Regions from separate parts of the Homo sapiens genome. Here all the other regions are linked to region 1. The links are chromatin loops, found by intact Hi-C in ENCODE. Cell type or tissue: chondrocyte. All regions are shown on one strand.

Region 1 (2,500 bases):
TTCCTGTCCTTTCTCTTAATAGTCTCTGTGTCAGCCCCTGCATCCCACTTTTTTAAGTTTCCACCAATGGGAAGAGTCTTATTCAGGTGCTCTCTGATCCCAAGCTCAAAAACCCCAAGCCAACTGGAAAGTTCTACAAACAATGCCCAGGGCCGGGCCCGGTGGCTTACACCTGTAATCCCAGCATTTTGGGAGGCGGATCACTTGAGGTCAGGAATTCAAGACAAGCCTGGCCAACATGGCCAAACCCCATCTCTACTAAAAATACAAAAACTAGCCAGGTGTGGTGGCTCACGCCTGTAGTCCCAGCTACTTGGGAGGCTGAGGCAGGAGAAGCTTGAACCCGGGAAGCGGAGGTTGCAGTGAGCCGAGATCGTGTCATTGCACTCCAGCCTGGGCCACAGAGCGAGACTCCGTCTCAAAAAAAAAAAGAAAGAAAAACAGTGCCCAGACTGTGGTGTCCAAAACCTATTTCCGGCTCCCACCCTGAGTCCTTAACCAGGGATAGGGATGGGTTAGCACCCGCAGTCCCCAGAGAGCTGCAGGCTTGGGGTGTACTGAGGGGCTGACCCCAGGAGGACAGGCCAGGCTGGGCAGAAGAACCCACGGTGTCCATTCCTTATCACGAGGCCTGCAAGTGACGCTGGCGCCCGAGAGACAAATCACGCCCAGTGCCCCGTCTAGGCTATGGCCTTTCCGTTCATGCTGTAAAGGTGCCTGTGGGTCAGGCAGTCCAGGAGGGCTTCCTGAGGGAGGCAACTCTTGAATATGGGGGAAAAGGCACAAAAGTGCAATGGCGGTGTCTGGGAATATGCCCCTCTTCCTTCTGCCCACACCGGCCCGGTGTGCAGGGGGGAGGCTGGAAGCTGGGAGCTGAGTGAGCATGTACGGTGCTGCGCCGGGTTGTGGGAGAGCAGAGGAAGCAGGGACTGGAGAAAGGCGAGCCCAAGCGAGCCTGGTGCGGTGGAAAGCAGGAGGCAGAAAGACCTGCCTGTCATCAGCTAAGAGCATCCAGAGACGTTCACCGAGCAAGGAGCCAGGCCACCCTCTGCTGCCGGAATGAGGAATAACCCAGGCTCGCAAACGGAATCCTGCAAAGAGATTTCCGACAGGGCCTCCAAGCAACGGGCAACGCTGAGGCTCAGGGAAGCACTGCCGCTCGACCAAAGTCCTACAGCGAATCAGGAACAACGCCTGACGCCTCCAAAAGTGGGCTCCAATCCCAGCTCTTCCCCTCTGTGTGACTCTGAGCAAGACCCTTCCCCGCTGGACCTCAGTTTCCTTCATTGTAAATAACGTTCTGGCACATACTAGGCGCACAAAATCACTGGCAGGTAGCCCCGCGGAGCCCAGAAGCACAATCGGCCGCCAGACCACGTGGCCAGAAAGCACCGCCCTAACGCCGCCCACTCCGGACCACTTCTCCGCGGTCGTCCAACCCTCGCCGGAAGTTACTGTAAGTGGCTTCCGGGTCTGCGCGCACAGTGGCGGATGATGTTTTTTTTTCCTCCCCCCCCCCCCGCCCTCCCCGCGCGCGTGCGCGCCGCGGCCGCGCCTGCGCAGTGTAGCCGGGTCAGCTGGACAGGGTCATCCTGAGGGTGCGACTCCGCCGCGATGGTGACCCGGTTCCTGGGCCCACGCTACCGGGAGCTGGTCAAGAACTGGTGAGGACGCCGACCCGCGGCCCCATCCGCGCTCCCGCCTCGGCCCAGCCCCGCGCCGCTGCGTTCCGTATTTGTGCGCGTTTCCGGGGGCCGGGCCGGGCCGGGCCCAGGTCCCTTGTTGTTCCCGGTGACAGAGGGGGAAACTGAGGCCGAGAGGCGGAGCGGCGCGTCCCGGCGTGAACGGGACGTGACGGACCCAAGGCCAAACCCCAGCATGCCCGGCTCCGCGGCTAGGCCGCTCCAAGCCTCAGTTTCCCCATCTCTACCGGGGGATCCGAATGGTGACCCCCTGGACGGAAGCGCCCAGAAGGTGCCGAGTCCCGATCCCCAGCCCAGCACTCGCGGCATCTTCGGCCTTTGCCACTATTTTGGTTTTTATGATTTTTAACAAGGAGCGTGAAAGCTTCAGCTGCGCCTGAGCCCACGTGGGCAGCGGGACGGCATAGGGGTGGCCCCCATAGAAGCCGGGCTGGGGGTGGCCTCCGTAGGGTTGTCTGGTGTTTCCACGTGGGGTGCTAAGAAGCAAGGCCTGGCTGGGTGCGGTGGCTCCCGCCTGTGATCCCAGCGCTTTGTGAGGCCGAGGCAGGTGGATCACCTGAGGTCAGGAGTTCGAGACCAGCCTGGCCAACGTGGTGAAACCCGCGTCTCTACTAAAAATGCAAAAATTAGCCAGGCGTGGTGGCGGGTGCCTCTAATCCCAGCTACTCGGGAGGCTGAGGAAGGAGAATCGCTTGAACCCGGGAGGAGGAGGTTGCAGTGAGCTGAGATTGCGCCATTGCACTCCAGCCTGGGTGACAGAATGAGACTGTGTCCCAAAAAGAGAAAAGAAAAAAAAA
Region 2 (2,500 bases), 67 kb before region 1:
CTGAAGGACGGTTAGGCTTCTGACCTGGTTACCGCGTGCCGGCTGGATACCAGAGATCAGGGTGCAGCCGTGGACCCCAGACACGGCCCTGCCTCCTAAGAGCTCTGCATCTCTTGGGGGCACAGGCAGCAGCTGGGGCTGACTGGGGACCGGACCCAGAAGCCACCACAGCAGGAAGAGGGTGCGGGTGCAGGAGGCTGCAGCCACTGAAGTGGGGGAGATCGAGTGGAGAGCTGGGGGTTGGGGCAGACCAGGGAGAGGCTGACTGGGGGCGACCTGGACCCTTTGGCTGCAGGGATCGGCTCACAGGGCCAGGGGGTTTGGGGCAGTGGAGCTGTGGGAGGGCCCTGGGGTATGTGGGGCCTGACTCAGGGGTGTCCTGTAGGACCCAGTCCATAAGGGGCCATTGCACTCAGGGACGCCAGCATGGGCTGTGGCTGTGAGTGCGCCCACATGCACACACACAAACATGCGCAAGCACACCAGAACACGCAAACACACGCGTTTACCAGGACACACATGTGCAGATACAGCAGGCCGCACATGAGAAGGTGTATGTGTGAACCTTCCTGGCACATACGTGCCCATGCGTGCACATGTATAAACGGGACTGACCATGTACAAACACACCTGAGCTCGTGGCAACGAGCGAACATGTCACAGCCTCTGTGTGCACCCACACGGACATGCCAGCACACGCATGCAAACCTGTGTATAGGAGTGAGCACACATGCTAGAATGCACACGAGCATGCGAGAACACGCATAAGCATGCCCCGTATACATCACGTGTGGCACACCTGAATCTACGTGAACACTGTTCATTCAGAAACACACCAACCACACAGGACCACGTGTGCCTCGGGTCAAAATGCCTGAGCCGGCCAGGCGCGGTGGCTCATGCCTGTCATCCCAGCACCTTGGGAGGCCGAGGTGGGCGGATGACAAGGTCAGGAGTTGGGGACCAGCCTGACCAACATGGTGAAACCCTAGCTCTACTAAAAATACAAAAATTAGCTGGGCGTGGTGGCACGTGCCTGTAGTCCCAGCTACTCTGGAGGCTGAGGCAGGAGAATCGTTTGAACCAGGGAGGTGGAGGTTGCCGTGAGCCGAGATCGCGCCACTGCACCCCAGCCTGAGTGACAGAGCGAGACTCCGTCTCAAAAAAATAAAAATAAAATAAAAATTAAAAAAAGCCCGAGCCGCGAGGCACTGGGGTAGCCGCGGATGCACGTGTGAGCGCGCACGTGGGGAGCGCCCGCGGGTTTCTGGGCTGCGGGCGCGCCCTGGTGGACGCCAGACCCGCTGCAGCTCTGTCCCTGGAAGGGGGTCCCAGTCCCACCTCCCTCGGTCTGGGCGTCACGCAGGGGTAAGAAGGGGACGGGACGGGGACAACACCAGAAGACCCAGGGAAGGCAGCCCGCAGGACCCCCATCATCCAGCTCCCTCCATTCTTCCCATGACGCGCCCGAGTTTGGGGGAGTCTGGCGAAGCTCCGTGTCCCCCACCCCTGGCGTCCCGAGCGGGGGCCGCGGCTTTCCTGAGCCCACCTCCCCCAGCGCAGGGTGGGCTCCGTGGGGTGGGGGCCCCGACGCCCGGGGAGGACCCGCGGCCTTGCCCCATTGGCCACCAGGTGGCAGCACGCGCGCCCGACTGAACCCCAGGACCAGCGAGGCCCCCGCGCCCCACCCCATGCACCCCCGGACCACAGGGAGGGGAGGGGTCTGGGGAGGACCCCGGGGGGCCGTGAGCACCAGCCTCGCCGCTCTATGCCTCGGTTTCCCCACCTCCCAGGGAGAGGGAGAATAACTGAACACACAGGCGTGGTGAAGTCACCAGGAGGGCTTCCCTGGGGAGGTGGGGTTGAAGGAAAAGGCACCAATGGTGAAGAAGAGCAGGCCGGGTACGGGACGCGGCAGGTGCAGAGGGCCGGGGGAGGGCGCGGTGGGGGCGAAGGGAACTGAGTCCTGAGCCTGGGCGGGATTGTGGGGTGGGGTTTGGAGGCAAAGGTCCCAGGTTTCCGATCTGAGCGCAGGAGGTGAGGACAAGGGCAGGATTTAGGGTCTACCTAGGACAGAGAATACAAAGGTTTGTTTTGATTTTTTTTTAAAGTGATATTCTTGGCCGGTAAATATTCTTACTATCCTCAGCCTCGATGGGTAAAATCCAAAGGTTTTAAGATACTCGGAACTTGAATTCACAGCTTTCCAAATATGGGATTCTCAGGATGGAGCCAATTGGAGAAAATTCCAGAATCCCAGTTCCCCTGGCCAATGCCAGCGTTGATGCCCAAATGCAAGAGTGGCAAAGACAGGGCGTGATGGCTCACACTTGTAATCCCAGCACTTTAGGTGGCTGAGGCAGAAGGCTCATTTAAGCCCAGGAGTTCGAGACCAGCCTGAGAAACATAGCAAGACCCCTGTCCTACAAAAATGTATTTATTTATTTATTTTTGAGACGGAGTTTCACTCTGTCGCCCAGACTGGAGTGCAGTAGCGATC
Region 3 (2,500 bases), 220 kb before region 1:
GCAGCCACCCTCCAAAGAGGGCCTGGAGGCCGAGGGGGGCGGCCTGCGGGAGACCAAGGAGACGGCCGTGCAGTGCGACGTGGGGGACCTCCAGCCGCCCCCAGCCAAGCCCGCCTCCCCAGCCCAGGTCCAGTCCTCACAGGATGGGGGCTGCCCCAAGGAGGGAAAACCCAAGAAGAAAAAAACCGGGGCCCCACCTGCCCCCAGCTGCAAAGACGGGGCCCAGGGGAAGGACAAGACCAAGGACAAGGGCCGAGGGCGGCCTGTGGAGAAGCCCCGTGCGGACAAGAAGGGCCCGCAGGCCAGCAGCCCCCGGCGCAAGGCAGAGCGGCCGGAAGGGACCAAGAAGAAGCCATCTTCGGCCACTCCTGTGGCCACCTCAGGGAAAGGGAGGCCTGACCGGCCAGCGCGGCGGCCGAGCCCCACAAGCGGGGACTCCCGACCGGCGGCCGGCAGAGGCCCACCCCGCCCCCTCCAGCTGCCCGACAGGAAGAGCACCAAGGCCCCGTCGGGGAAGCTAGTGGAGCGGAAAGCCCGCTCACTAGACGAGGGCGCCTCCCAGGACGCCCCCAAGCTGAAGAAGCGGGCCCTGAGCCACGCCGACCTCTTTGGGGACGAGAGTGAGGACGAGGCCGCAGGGCCAGGGGTGCCGAGCGTGTGGCCCTCTGCCCTCCCCAGCCTCAGCTCGGACTCAGACTCCGACTCAGACTCCAGCCTGGGCTTCCCGGAGGCGCAGGGGCCGCCCAAGCGGCTCAAGGCCTCCCCGCCCCCCTCCCCCGCCCCATCCTCCTCCTCCTCCTCCTCCTCCTCCACCTCCAGCGCGGGGGCGGATGTGGACTACTCGGCCCTGGAGAAGGAGGTGGACTTTGACTCCGACCCCATGGAGGAGTGCCTGCGGATCTTCAACGAGTCCACCAGCGTCAAGACGGAGGACAGAGGCCGGCTGGCCCGGCAGGTGAGGCGCGCGGGTGCTGGGGCTGGGCTCGGGCAGAGGCAGAGCCGAGGGCCTGGTGAGAGACCTTCTATCTGGAGTGGTTTCCAGTTGGCTCGGAGGCACGGGGTGGAGGCAGCTCCTCAGTGCTGGTCCCTGAGCCCGTTGAAATCTCAGGAGCTCAGGAGCACCCGGGCAGCCCTGTTGCTCCTGTTGCCCCTCACCCACCCAGAGGTCACTGGCCCGTGGCCACCAGCCAGGCTTCTGTGGCCACGTGCACACGGTCTGTTCCCACTGACTGGCAGGGGGATATTGGCCCACCCACCCACCTCAGGGGAATCCACCTCCGGCACACCCTTCTAGCCCCTCTCCCCTCGCCTCCCCTTTCCTCCCTTCCCCCTCTCTTCTCCCCTCCTCCCTTCCCCCATCTCTGTCTCTTCTCTTCCAGCTCCTCTGTCTCCTCTCCTTGCCTCCTCCTCATCCCCTCCGGCTCCTTTCTCCTCCCCTCCCTCCTCCCTACTCCCAGCGTGGCGAGCTCTTGCTCTCCTGGGCCAGCCCTGGACCCCTGGGTCTCCTGGCCCCGTGTCCCCAAATTGGCCACCAGGGGGAGCTCACTCCACACAGACTGAGCCCAAGTGCTCAGCCCGCAGCAGCTGGTTCGGCCCAAGGTGGCCTCGCTTTCCCAGTGTGCTTTCATTCTGCAGCCCTGGGGTCTCCAAGCTGGGGCCCTGGGTGCCCAGGAGAGGTAGCCTTGGGCATCTGCAGAACGTGTGACACCTGCCCACCCCTCCGACTGCACCCACACAAAGCCCAGGGACTGTTGGCCCTGAGCCCTCAGCTGCTGTGCCTGGGGGCTGGACTGTTCCATTCCCCACTTGCCGGGGGCAGTTTGAGGTTGGGGTGTGTTGGTGTTGGCAGCGAGGGCAGACCTGTGCTGACGGACGGACATGTGTCTTAGCCCCCCAAGGAAGAGAAGAGTGAGGAGAAGGGGCTTTCGGGTCTGACCACTCTGTTCCCCGGGCAGAAGAGGAGGATCTCCCACCTTTCCAAGCAAGGCCAGGAGGTAAGGTCCGCAGAGGCCAGGCCAGCAGGAGCCTTTTTTTTTTTTTTTTTTAAAGACGAGGTTGGCCTGGTTTGGTGGCTCACGCCTGTAATCCCAGCACTTTGGGAGGCCAAGGCGGGTGGATCACCTGAGGCCAGGAGTTCGAGACCAGCCTGGCCAGCATGGCAAAACCCCATCTGTACTAAAAATACAAAAATTAGCTGGGCATGGTGATGGGTGCCTGTAATACCAGCTACTAGAGAGGCTGAGGCAGGAGAATCGCTTGAACTCAGGAGGCAGAGGTTACAGTGAGCCAAGATTGCACCACTGCACTCCAGCCTGGGTGATAGAGCAAGACTCTGTCTCAAAAAAAAAAAATTATAAAAAAAGGGGGTCTTGCTTTGTCACCCAGGCTGGTCTTCCAACTCCTGACCTCAAGTGATCCTCCTGCCTCGGCTTCCCAGCGTTGGGATTACAGGCGTGAGCCACTGCTCCCAGCTTCATCCCTCTGTTTTCTGTTTGTTTGT

Evidence for each region. Peaks named below come from ENCODE experiments on the same cell type or tissue, not always from the same donor. Only the 100,000 strongest peaks of a DNase experiment are listed, where the experiment ranks them.
Region 2: a loop joins it to region 1, with 5 times the contacts of the local background. A loop is called at or near these places in 31 of 110 quality-filtered maps.
Region 3: it touches region 1 in a loop (5-fold over the local background); 10 of 110 quality-filtered maps call a loop at or near these places.

Annotation. Positions count from the first base shown.
Region 1 is chr19:1,604,524-1,607,023 of GRCh38, reverse strand. It overlaps UQCR11 (ubiquinol-cytochrome c reductase, complex III subunit XI), which reads left to right and starts at 1,562. Exons shown (of 3, transcript NM_006830.4): 1 at 1,562-1,664. The coding sequence starts at 1,615. RefSeq lists enhancers at 1-606, 1,062-1,371 and silencers at 1,432-1,691, 1,742-1,811. In chondrocyte, a CTCF peak has its summit at 1,055 (motif pointing left); a DNase peak (open chromatin) is centred at 1,446.
Region 2 is chr19:1,671,273-1,673,772 of GRCh38, reverse strand. No RefSeq gene overlaps it. Among named protein-coding and RNA genes, the nearest start is that of TCF3, 20 kb to the right of the region's middle. RefSeq lists an enhancer at 872-1,399 and a silencer at 1,224-1,923. In chondrocyte, a CTCF peak has its summit at 1,488; a DNase peak (open chromatin) is centred at 214.
Region 3 is chr19:1,825,333-1,827,832 of GRCh38, reverse strand. It overlaps REXO1 (RNA exonuclease 1 homolog), which reads left to right. Exons shown (of 16, transcript NM_020695.4): 2 at 1-955; 3 at 1,890-1,994. Among named protein-coding and RNA genes, the nearest start is that of MIR1909, 10 kb to the right of the region's middle. RefSeq lists a silencer at 490-625. In chondrocyte, CTCF peaks have their summits at 1,258 and 1,533 (motif pointing right); no DNase peak of the experiment used is centred here.